2 separate regions of the Homo sapiens genome follow, and region 1 is linked to region 2. A link is an interaction called in ENCODE POLR2A ChIA-PET data of the cell type or tissue named here. Cell type or tissue: PC-9. All regions are shown on one strand. Links, peaks and the distances in the headings refer to the core of each region. The heading gives the core; the rest is flanking DNA.

What was found. Peaks named below come from ENCODE experiments on the same cell type or tissue, not always from the same donor. Only the 100,000 strongest peaks of a DNase experiment are listed, where the experiment ranks them.
Region 1: POLR2A ChIA-PET joins it to region 2 with 5 read pairs; 3 of 35 experiments call an interaction of 5 or more read pairs at or near these places.

The regions. Positions count from the first base shown.
Region 1 is chr2:55,308,282-55,313,976 of GRCh38, reverse strand. It overlaps CCDC88A (coiled-coil domain containing 88A), which reads left to right. Exons shown (of 33, transcript NM_001365480.1): 23 at 1,398-1,543; 24 at 4,723-4,815; 25 at 4,954-5,168. It overlaps LOC124907768 (a long non-coding RNA gene), which reads right to left and starts at 5,145. Exons shown (of 3, transcript XR_007086323.1): 1 at 5,050-5,145. In PC-9, for the core only: CTCF peaks have their summits at 1,958 and 2,177; a DNase peak (open chromatin) is centred at 2,256.
Region 2 is chr2:55,583,215-55,588,909 of GRCh38, reverse strand. It overlaps PPP4R3B (protein phosphatase 4 regulatory subunit 3B), which reads left to right. Exons shown (of 17, transcript NM_001122964.3): 5 at 1-31; 6 at 2,176-2,292; 7 at 3,743-3,859. Among named protein-coding and RNA genes, the nearest start is that of PPP4R3B, 32 kb to the left of the region's middle. In PC-9, for the core only: no CTCF peak of the experiment used is centred there; a DNase peak (open chromatin) is centred at 3,319; H3K4me3 peaks cover 401 bases; H3K27ac peaks cover 2,264 bases.

The DNA.
Region 1 (5,695 bases), core at 364-5,363, 280 kb after region 2:
AAGTGAGAAGTCACATTGCAAGAGGGCATAGGTACAGGGAAGAAAATAAATGCATTCAGTTTTTTAATGAATCTACCACATATGTTATGTTTCAATTTAACAACATACAGATAAATAAAACCAACGTAGTATGATATTCACAGTTACAGATCTAGATGGTTGTTTATGATTATAGTATAATTCTCCCTGATTTTCTCTACCTTTTGAAATTTTTCAAAATGTTTATTTTTTGCGGGGGGCGGCCGGGGTGGTGGTGTAGGCAGGGCGGGTATGTGTTATTTGCTTTTGCTTTTTTAATACAGATCTCTGGGCTCTACTCGAGACCTGAATTTGAATGCTGGGGCCCACAAATCTACTCTACAAGGGACGCCAAATTTTTAGAATCACTACTTTGGGCCTTCTGCTAACTTCTGTTTGAACCTCTGGCCTAGCTAAGGCATATTTCCAGTTTCTACTAACTGCGTAGAAAAGGCCCAATGCTGCTGGCAGCCCACCTACTAGTAATGCCAGCTGTTAATACCAACTATTGACTAAATTACCCGATTTCCCTTGATCAAGCTACAAAAACTATACACAGACTTTTAAGGTTTCTTGAAAACCGTGAATGGATGCCAGGCGCGGTGGCTCACGCCTGTAATCCCAGTACTTTGGGAGGCCGAGGTGGGCAGATCACCTGAGGTTGGGAGTTAGAGACCAGCCTGACCAACATGGAGAAACCCCATCTTTACTAAAAATACAAAACTAGCTGGGTGTGGTGGCGCATGCCTGTAATCCCAGCTGCTCAGGAAGCTGAGACAGAATAGCTTGAAACTGGGAGGCGGAGGTTGCAGTGAGCCGAAATCATGCTATTGCACTCCAGCCTGGGCAACAAGAGTGAAACTCTGTCTCAAAAAAAGAAAACAGTAGATGGGGAAATTATGAGACATACTAAGTACTTAGTGTGTGCTACACACATGCTACTAGATACTTTACATATGCTAATTAATCCTTGCAACAGCCTTGTTGGGTGGGAGCTATCCTCATTTCATAGATCTGAGAACTTACTTGTCTAACATTTCATAGAAATAAAATATTAGATATTTGAATCTAGCTTTTGGACTATACTATAAGTTAAACAGTTTTAAAGACAGAAAGCAGTGTTTGGGGAGTAGATAATATATTATATATTAGACCCAGTGTTTGTGAAAATTAAGAAAATATTTATATAGAGAGAGAGACAGCATGTAACCCAGTGCTGTAGGTGTCATCACTAAAATAATCATGCTCTGATAAAAGTACAATCATCTAATTGTTCAAACAGTGGAACACTTAAATCTTTGTGTAGTACTTCATATTTTTCAGTTGATTTATGTTAAATGTAAATGTTGATTTTTTAAAAAATGTTTGTGTTTAAACAGTTGCTAAGCCAACTTAAAGGAAATTTAGAAGAAGAAAATCGGCATCTACTAGATCAAATTCAGACATTAATGCTACAGAACAGAACACTTTTGGAGCAGAATATGGAAAGCAAGGATCTTTTTCATGTTGAACAAAGACAGTACATGTAGGTACCAAATAATTTTGCACTCTGAAATATGTTACTCATGATTTTATCATTGCCATACCCAGTGGCAGAGAAAATTCATGCTAATTTTTACTGATTTTCAACAAATATTTTTGAGTGCTTATATTCCAGGCACTATTCTAATAATCAGAAATACTAACATGAAAACACATGCATCTTGCTCTTAAAGAATTAGTAGTCTAAAGTGAGAAATACAAATAAACATTTAAATACAGTAATTCTATAATGGAAGTATATGTAGGAGGCCATAGAAATATAGCACATATAGGGGCAGGAATATCTTAGTCTGGGAGAGGCAAGGTGAACTTTCCAAAGATGAGATTTGAGTGGAGATTTATAGGTTCGATAGGAATTTGCTTGAGGAGGCATGCCAGCCCAGGAGAGCTGCAATACAAAGTCATGGAAGTGTGATGAAAGTATGTTGTGGTGTGGTATAGGACCTAAAAATTAATTGTTCTTTCTGGAGCAAAATTGAGGAAAGGAGGGGTGCAATAGAGAAGTGGCTAAACAGTCAGGACCCAGTTTACAAAGGTTGTTCTATGCCATACCAAGGAGTTGAGATCAAGCTGCAAAACATGTGAAAGAGAGTTGACAGGGCTTAATTATTGGTAAGTTGTGTCTCCAGAAAGTTAAACAATCTGTTAAGACTCACATTTGGGCCTGTGCAGCCCAGTGGGTAGTCTTGGTATTACTACCCGATGATTCATCTTTACTCAATACATCTCTTCTCTTTGCCCCACAAATGAGAAGCATCACAGTAAAATAGAAATAGCACAGATGTTGAAATTAGACAGCTTCTAATTCATGTCCCAATTCATCCACTCACAGTGTGACCACAGACTAGTCATTTCTTTGATCATTAGTTTCTTCTTTAAAATAGAGATGACACTTACTTTCTAGATTATTCAAGGAGTGCATGAAGTAGTATGTCTGTGCCTCTCAGACTTGATGTACATAAACAGCCAGGGCACATGTGAAACCAGGATACATCATACATTTTTCTGAAGCACCAGTCTTACCAAAAAATTTCAGGCAGGGAACATTATTTCTTTATTAATACACAGGTGTATCATGGAACAAAGGCAGAATTTGTGTAAACTTTCAAAGTAAATGTAAAACCTCAAAGAAATTTCACATTTGTGGCTGGACAACTTGGGCTCCACCTTTAGTCCTTTTAGTCCTTTCTGGGGTATGTATTCCTTTACTTGCTTTCAAAAGAAGGCTTGTTTTAGGTTAAGAAGCTTTGCGTATATATAAAACTTTTGGCATTTGAGTCTCCTGTCCCTTAAGCAGAGGCATTATCCAAAGCTTTGTTGTCTTACTATTCTGACCCTTGGTGACTAATACATTTCCAGGTGAAAGTGCTTGTATCTAGATAGTTGACTTCCAAAGATTATGATCTATTCTGACTTAATGAATTTAAATTACAAATATCCATCTTGCATGTTAGATATTTCTAGCTAAATGCCTTTGTTACGTGGTCCTAGCAGGATGGCAGTGGACAGGTAGTATTGAGATTTTGGAGGTTCTTAATGATATTTCAACAAGTAAAAGGAAAAACGAACTGGGAACTCCAGCCTTGTTAACAACTTTTCAAATGTCAACTCTTCTGCAGGCCTCAGATCCAAGCAGTTGGGTGAATAATAAATGTAGGCTGTATGCTGTTTGTACTGTGGTATAACTGTTGGCAACATCTGTTCACAAGGCATCTTCTACAGAATCTCTCAAGTTAGTTCTTCCTAGTCTCCACCACTGTAATTCAGCCTTCCCTCTCAAATAGACTACCCCATTAGCTTCCTGAATGTTTTCTTATCTCCAATCTTTTTTTTTTTTCTTTTCAGTCTTGCTCTGTCAGCCAGGCTGGAGTGCAGTAGCACAATCTCAGCTCACTGCAAACTCCACTCCTGAGTTCAGGCTATTCTCCTGCCTCAGCCTTCCAAGTAGCTGGGACTACAGGCAAATGCTGCGGCATGCTGCTAATTTTTGTATTTTTTGTAAAAACAGAGTTTTGCCACATTGGCCAGGCTGGTCTCAAACTCCTGAGCTCAAGTGATCCACCTGCCTCCACCTCCCAAAGCACTAGAATTACAGGCCTGAGCCACCACGCCCTGCCTTATCTCCACTCTTTCCGATATATCCTATTCCATCATTGGGTTAAAGTACCTTAAACCAAGATTTCTTACCACTTTGTAATGAAACTTTCAATACTTCTGATTTCCTACTGAGCAGAATGTAAAACAAAAACTCTCCCTCACTACTTCCTCTCAGCCTATAACATTCAAGCTAAACATAACTTAGCATTTTTTAACTTCCTACAACTACACCAACATGTAATTTAGCATTCTTATCTTTCCTTTTCAGCCTATCTAATAATGGCCTTTTTCTTCATGGGGCTTTATTTCGTGATCTAAGATGGATATATTTACCTTCCTGTTGTACTTGCACAGTATTTTATTTTGGTACTGCTACTACCTTGGATTATATAGTCATTTTATATATATACACACACACAATATTATATGTTATTATATTAATTTATGGATATATCTTCTCTCCTATATTGTAAACAAAGCTATTTATTATTCATCTTCATATATACCTCATGCCTTCCTCATTGTAAATGATCACTAATGTTTCTGAAGTAAATAGTATTCTTTGGCATTGTGGGGTTTTCTTAGAGACAATACTTTGATGATCTTTGATGTTTCTCTGTATAGTAAATACTACTGAGAATATAACAATGAGACTAGGATGCGATGACTCATGCATTGCTGGAGTCAGGAAATGGTTCTCTACAAGTAAATCAAACCTAAGTAATTCTGCCGAAAAGAAAAATATTTGCATGAACATGTGTTTGCAGGATTATTTATTATATCTATAATTGTAAGCAAACTAAACAATGTTTTAATTTTTTGCTGATATAAATTGTAATAGGTCACCTTTCTTCCAAAAAGGAAAAAAAAATGTAAATTTTTAAAAAAGGAGAAACATGGAAAAATTCCCATTGTTAACTACCTGATGAAATCTTAGTTGCCAACCATGGTATCTGTATTTTTTTATGTTTTGGGGAGACATTAGATCACAGTCACCAAATAATTTAATATTCATAGCTGTACAAAATATGATGCCTGTCCTAAAAGGTAATTTTTATTTTATAGTGATAAGTTAAATGAATTAAGACGTCAGAAGGAGAAACTAGAAGAGAAAATTATGGATCAATACAAATTTTATGACCCATCTCCTCCTAGAAGGTACCATTAACCAAATTTTATGAATTCTTATTCTGAAAAAAAACACTAGGTTATTTCTAATATTGTGATGACTTCTACTTTTGTGAAGGATTTGTATGTTGAATTTTAAACTGATAACAATTTTTAAAATTCTGTTAGGAGAGGCAACTGGATTACTCTAAAAATGAGAAAATTGATAAAGTCTAAGAAAGATATTAATCGGGAACGCCAGAAATCTCTAACATTAACACCCACCCGCTCAGACTCCAGTGAAGGATTTCTTCAGCTCCCTCATCAAGACAGTCAAGATAGTTCTTCAGTAGGTTCAAACTCTTTAGAAGATGGCCAGACCTTGGGGACCAAGAAAAGCAGCAGTGAGTGCTTAAACTCTTTAAACATCGTATTGATTTAGAATCCTTTCTAAAGATTTTTTAAAACTTCAGTAGTCCTTTGGGGGAATAGTCTGATGAATGGCATTTCTTTTTAATTTAACATCATAAAATTAATTGTGTACTGCATTAGTGTACAGCCACACAATTTTCTGAGGTAAATCATACACAGATATACTATCATTTGGCCAGAGGGGTAAAATATTGCAGAAAGAAAGTTAAAATAAGAGCTGGAATACCTCTGCCACTTGCTATTTCTGTTAATATGGGCAAGCCTTTTACCTTTGCTTCATACTTCACAGGACAGTTACAAGGAGCAAGTTAGAAATATGAGATGTCATTTTCATAATTATATATAACTTAATCAGAATAATAAGGCATTCTATAATGAGGTTTCTGCTCATATACTTTGATGGTGTCACATTGGAACAAAGTTACATTTGGGGAAGCAAAAATAGGTATGAATTTGAAGGGGTGTTATTCAATGATTTAGAAATTACAGAAGGTTAAGA
Region 2 (5,695 bases), core at 251-5,250:
GGCTACAGATGATGATAAACGGCGTGAATTGGTAAGTTATGAAATTCAAACTCTTAAAGAGCACTTATTCTTTTGGCATGCACAGCTTTTAATCTTGAATTTGCTAACTTGAGACAATTTTTTGTAATTAGATTAGTAAGAGATGAAAAGTATGTATTTAAATTGAACTATGAAATGATTATTCAGAGTTTCTAAAATTTGTTTCTAGAATTTGTGTATTTTAGAAACTTCTTAGGATGTTCTGATGTATCACCCCCCACCATTGTATGCCTTATAAATCCCCAAATCAGATAAGTGCCTTATGTTAGAACAGAACTACAAAATTCATACATTTTTATGGTTGCAGACATTCGCATTATAGCCATGCTTTTCTTTTTCTTTTTTTTTTTTTTTTCTGAGATGGAGTTTCGCTCTTGTTGCCCAGGCTGGAGTGCAGTGGTGCGATCTCGGCTCACCACAACCTCTGCCTCCCAGGTTCAAGGGATTCTCCCGCCTCAGCCTCCCAAGTAGCTGGGATTACAGGCATGCGCTGCCACACCCGGCTAATTTTGTATTTTTAGTAGAGACAGGATTTCTCCATGTTGGTCAGGCTGGTCTCGAACTCCCAACCTGAGGTGATCCCCCCGCCTTGGCCTCCTAAAGTGCTGGGATTACAGGTGTGAGCCACTGCGCCTAGCCGCAATGCTTTTCTTTTTAAACAAGAGATAAGGAAAATGCTTCCTGAATAAATGATATAAATAATTTGGTTCTTTGGAAATTTTTTATTTTTTATTGTAAGCATTTTCTTTGAGATATAAACCATTTTGAGGAAGAGAATAGTGATTGTGATTGCCGTTTGCCAGATGTTTGACATTTTTTTCAAACATAATGAGATGAGAAGGGAAAGTATATGTTATAGTAATGCATATTCAATTCTATAATTTAGCTATCTGATATTGAATTGCTACAGGAATATCTTCGGTTTCAGATTTTTATTTATTTATTTTGGATTTCACAAAATAATGAAAGATGGCTAATTTAAAACCTCTAAGTCATCTTTGGTGTAGTTACTTATTAGTAGCCTACTTCGTTTTCTCAATTATAATATTGGTGTTTTAGACTAGAGAAGTTTTGATGTACATTTCAGTCCTTAAACCAGTATTATGTTTTTGAGATATTACTGGGGACCCAGCTAGAGTTGAGTTGTAGGATGGTTTCTGTGAAACTATGTGTTCATAATTCAAAACAAATTTATTACCTGGCATTTTTGCACTGAATGTGTTTAAAGAGTTAATTGATCAGTGTTAGCCTTCTGAAAGATGTCATCGTTTTTTATTTTTTCTTTTCGAAAAAGAGTCTTGCTCTGTTGCCCAGACTGGAGTGCAGTGGCATGATTTCAACTCACTGCAACCTCCGCCTCCTGGGTTCAAGCGCTTCTCGTGCCTCAGCCTCCTGAGTAGCTGTGATTACAGGCGTGTGCCACCATGCCCAGCTAATTTTTGTATTTTTAGTAGAGACAGGGTTTCACCCTGTTGGGCAGGCTGGTCTCAAATTCCTGGACTCAAGTGATCCGCCTGCCTCAGCCTCCCAAAATGTTGGGATTACAGGCGTGAGCCACTGTGCCCCGCCAGATGTCATCATTTCAGAGTATCCTGGCACCTCAAAACCTACATTTAAAAACATTTTAAAAACTGGCACCCCATTAAAAGTATATCTTGCATTTTTGCATACTAATAGACCAATAGGCAAATCCAGCATTGTAAACAAAGCATGCATGCTTTCATTTGCCTTTTATAGCCAAATATCTCTGTTGACCTATAAGGTCCCATTGGAGTAAGGAAAATGTTCTAATAACATATTTCAAAGGTTCACTTAGAAAGATGTGTTGTCAAACACCTCCATTCACTGGAAAAAAAAGGAAAAAAGCAGCTTATGATGTGTCTTTCAGAAAGCCAGCTTACATTTACCTTGTATTGGTGGATTTCTCTTTTTGCTTAATAGCACCCAGTAATGCAAGGTTTACTTTTAATGGGGTGCTAGTTTTTAATTTGTTTTTAATGTAGTTTTGAGGAGCCAGCATACTCCAAAAAGATGAGATCCTTCAGAAGGGTGAATACCACACCATGGTAGATGATTACTATAGTGTGCCCCAAGTTTATGTTTATCAATGTCTCACTAAAATTTCTGACATTACAGGTTAATTTTTTCAAGGAGTTTTGTGCATTTTCTCAGACATTACAACCTCAAAACAGGGATGCATTTTTCAAAACATTGGCAAAATTGGGAATTCTTCCTGCTCTTGAAATTGTAATGGTAATTATGCCGTTTCTTTTCATGTTTTTGAAATTGTAAATTTGTAATACACTTATGTTATGGATGGGAAAATATATAATAATGTATATTCAATTCTATAGTTTAGCTATCTTAATTGAATTACAAGAATATCTTCAGTTTCAGATTTTTATTTAATTTTTAATATCAGTATGTAATCACTTGCATATAGTGTGCTTTCAAGTGAATAAAAAAACCCCACGTTTTTGCAAGACTGTTATATTTTCTGTAACAATATTAAGTGTGTTTCATAGAAGCCAGTAAAATATCTTTTGTTTTTAGATCAGTGAGTGGAACAAGGGGATTCATGCTGCAACACAGGGTTAGGGCATGGTTCTTAGAGTTTTGTTTATATGAGTTTTATCTATTGGTATTTACTTTATGGAAAATTAAAACAAATTTTTAAAGCATTCATTTAAAAATGATAACCCATTATATGTTAACATAAATAATAGAACTTTTTTCACCACATTTTCTTGAGATTGAAATCAATATAACTTTTATGAAAAATAATTTTTTCAAAACAAAAAATTTAGTGAAAAGAGTACCGTTTTTTACTTTTTTTTTCCTGCTAATCCCTTTAGTACCTTGCTTTATAGAAGGTGTTTAGATTCACAAAGCAGCTTCTACATTTAATTTGTGGTGATATCATGTCACACAGCCTCTGGAAAACCCCACTGTACTTGTGATTGAATGAGAGTGAAAATGACAAAGGCTCAGTGTTATTTATTATTATGAAATAGTCTTAATCTTGTATACTTCCTGAAAAGGATGTTAGACCCCTCTCACCAGGATTACCTGGACCACACTTTGAGAACTGCTGGGTTGGGGAGTGTTTTCAGAATCACCTCAAGGTTTTGTAACTTATAAGTCATGTACTCTTCATGTGTTGGAGGGGAAAAGTATCTAGGATTACCATCTTAGAAAACTAAGTTGCAGAAAAGGGTAGAAATGCCCAAAAAGAGTTTTCAAAAGCATGCTCTATTAGGTGAGTCACAGGAAATAGAAACAGTTACTAAGGAGTAACTCTTGCAAAATCAGGACAAAAGGCAGATTCTGGAAGACTTTGAAGTCTTAGCTAGGAGACGTTATTCAAATTTTTACATATATTTAAATAAATCCCCTTCCCATATTTTTTACAGCATTTGTAAGGTATTGCCTTATAATCCTGTGCCAATTCTTATATTTAAATTCTCTGTATATTTATTTGCAGTGGTAAAAATCAGCAGAAACTAATCATTGAATTGCCTGAAAGTTTTAATATTTGTAAAAAGAAAGGAAGAACATACTGGCAAGGTTATACACATTGATTGCAGTAAAACATCTTAATCCAAAAAGTTGAGAGCTAGTGTATGGATTTGGAAAAGAAAAAAGAAATGTGAGAATAACTTTTGTTAACAGTCTCTAAGTAACCTAATTTTCCTTTTATCAGGGCATGGATGATTTGCAAGTCAGATCAGCTGCTACAGATATATTTTCTTATCTAGTAGAATTTAGTCCATCTATGGTCCGAGAGTTTGTAATGCAAGAAGCTCAGCAGAGTGATGACGTAAGTAATAATGCTGTGGTTCTATGTGAATTACCTGTAGAGTGAGTAGTGTTTGCAAACTATTGAGAGAAAAAACATAACATAATCTTAATCTTTCTTGGGAGCAAAATAATAGATTTCTGACTTGTTGTGACTTTGGCCAAATTAGAATATGTGGCGACTGATTTTGTTTATTGTTAGAAAAAAAGAAACCCAGATATTCAAACCAATATTGAGATAAATAGATTATAATAGAATCAGATTTGTAAATATTGGTCTTAAATTTCAAGTGTTAATGAAATGTAATTTCAAGCCTTAGGAGATCTACAGGTCAGGTACTTACCTAGGATAACTAAAAAGTTGCTTTTATTTGTTCAAAAAATATGTTTTAAGTAGGAATGAAAGTTTAATAATGACTGGGTGAGATTGGAGACTATTTTTCTAAGTGCAGTAACTCAGGAATAGAAAACCAAACATCGTATGTTCTCAACTCATAAGTGAGAGCTAAGCTATGAGGATGCAAAGGCATAAGAATGACACAATGGACTTTGGGGACTTGGGGAAAGGGTGGGAAGGGGGTGAAGGATAAAAAAACTACAAATAGGGTGCAGTGTATACTGCTTGGGTGATGGGTGCCCCAAAATCTCACAAATCACCAGCAAAGAACTTACTCATGTAACCAAACACCACCTGTTCCCCAACCACCTATGGAAATAAAAAACATTAAAAAAAAGACAGTTTAATAATGAGACCAATATTGTGTTTTCCCACTACTGATATATTTAAATTTTCCCCTTAAGCTATTTTAAGGACAAAATGAACAGAGAGCTATAATTAAAAGTACTCTTTTTTTATTATTAAAAATGCCTCAGTTTTAAGTAGGAGATAATTATAATTGTCTTCCTTTTTGTTTTTTGTTTTTTTTGAGACAGAGGTTCACTCTTGTTGCCCAGGCTGGAGTGCAATGGCGCATTCTCGGCTCACTGTAACCTCTGTGCGCCACCACGCCTGGCTAACTGTGTATTTTTGGTAGAGAAGAGGTTTCACCATGTTGTTCAGGGTGGTCTCAAACTCCTGACCTCAGGTGATCCACCCATCTCGGCCTCCTAAAGTGCTGGGATTAAAGGCATGAGCCACCATGTGCGATCCACTTGTTAAGGAAAGTTTTTGATTCTCAATTTTAATTTGATGCTTGCATCAGTTACCACTGAATGAAATTATAGTTGTTTTATGTGTTTTGCATTTAATCTTTTAATGTGTCCTTAGATTTATACTTTCTATGTTTGTTAGTTATTTTCAATGTTTTTTAAAGTGATTTTATTTTAGAATCAACTTGGGCTAATGCTGCAATGTCAAATGATGCTAATTCTGACTTTAAAGAGAAATGCCTACTTTATTAATCATTTTATAATCTCATTGGTTTATCTTAATGCCACCCTTTACAAAAGATAACTTTGAAATTAACACTCCCATTGCTCCATCTTCAGTGATGTGTGTGATTAAAGGCATTTATCATAAAATGACCATGAATCAATCTCAGACCATGATCTTAGTAAACTGTTAACTTTCAGAATTCTTAACTCTTCAAGCTTTGATTCCTGTTTTAATTAAAAATATTTCTTGTTTAATTGATACCTAAGACTTAGAAAAGCAGTGATTGATTTTTTCACTGTGAAAAGATCCTTTCTCAGTGTTTTTTTTTCTTATAACAACCTTCTAGGGGTTTCATTTTCCTGAATTTTCTGAGAGCTAACAATTTTACATTTTTAAAACTGTGTTGCCTCAAAATAATTTAGTCCACAAGAGAAGATAAATTAATTACCAAAAAAAATCCAAATTAAGTCTTCTACATGCTGA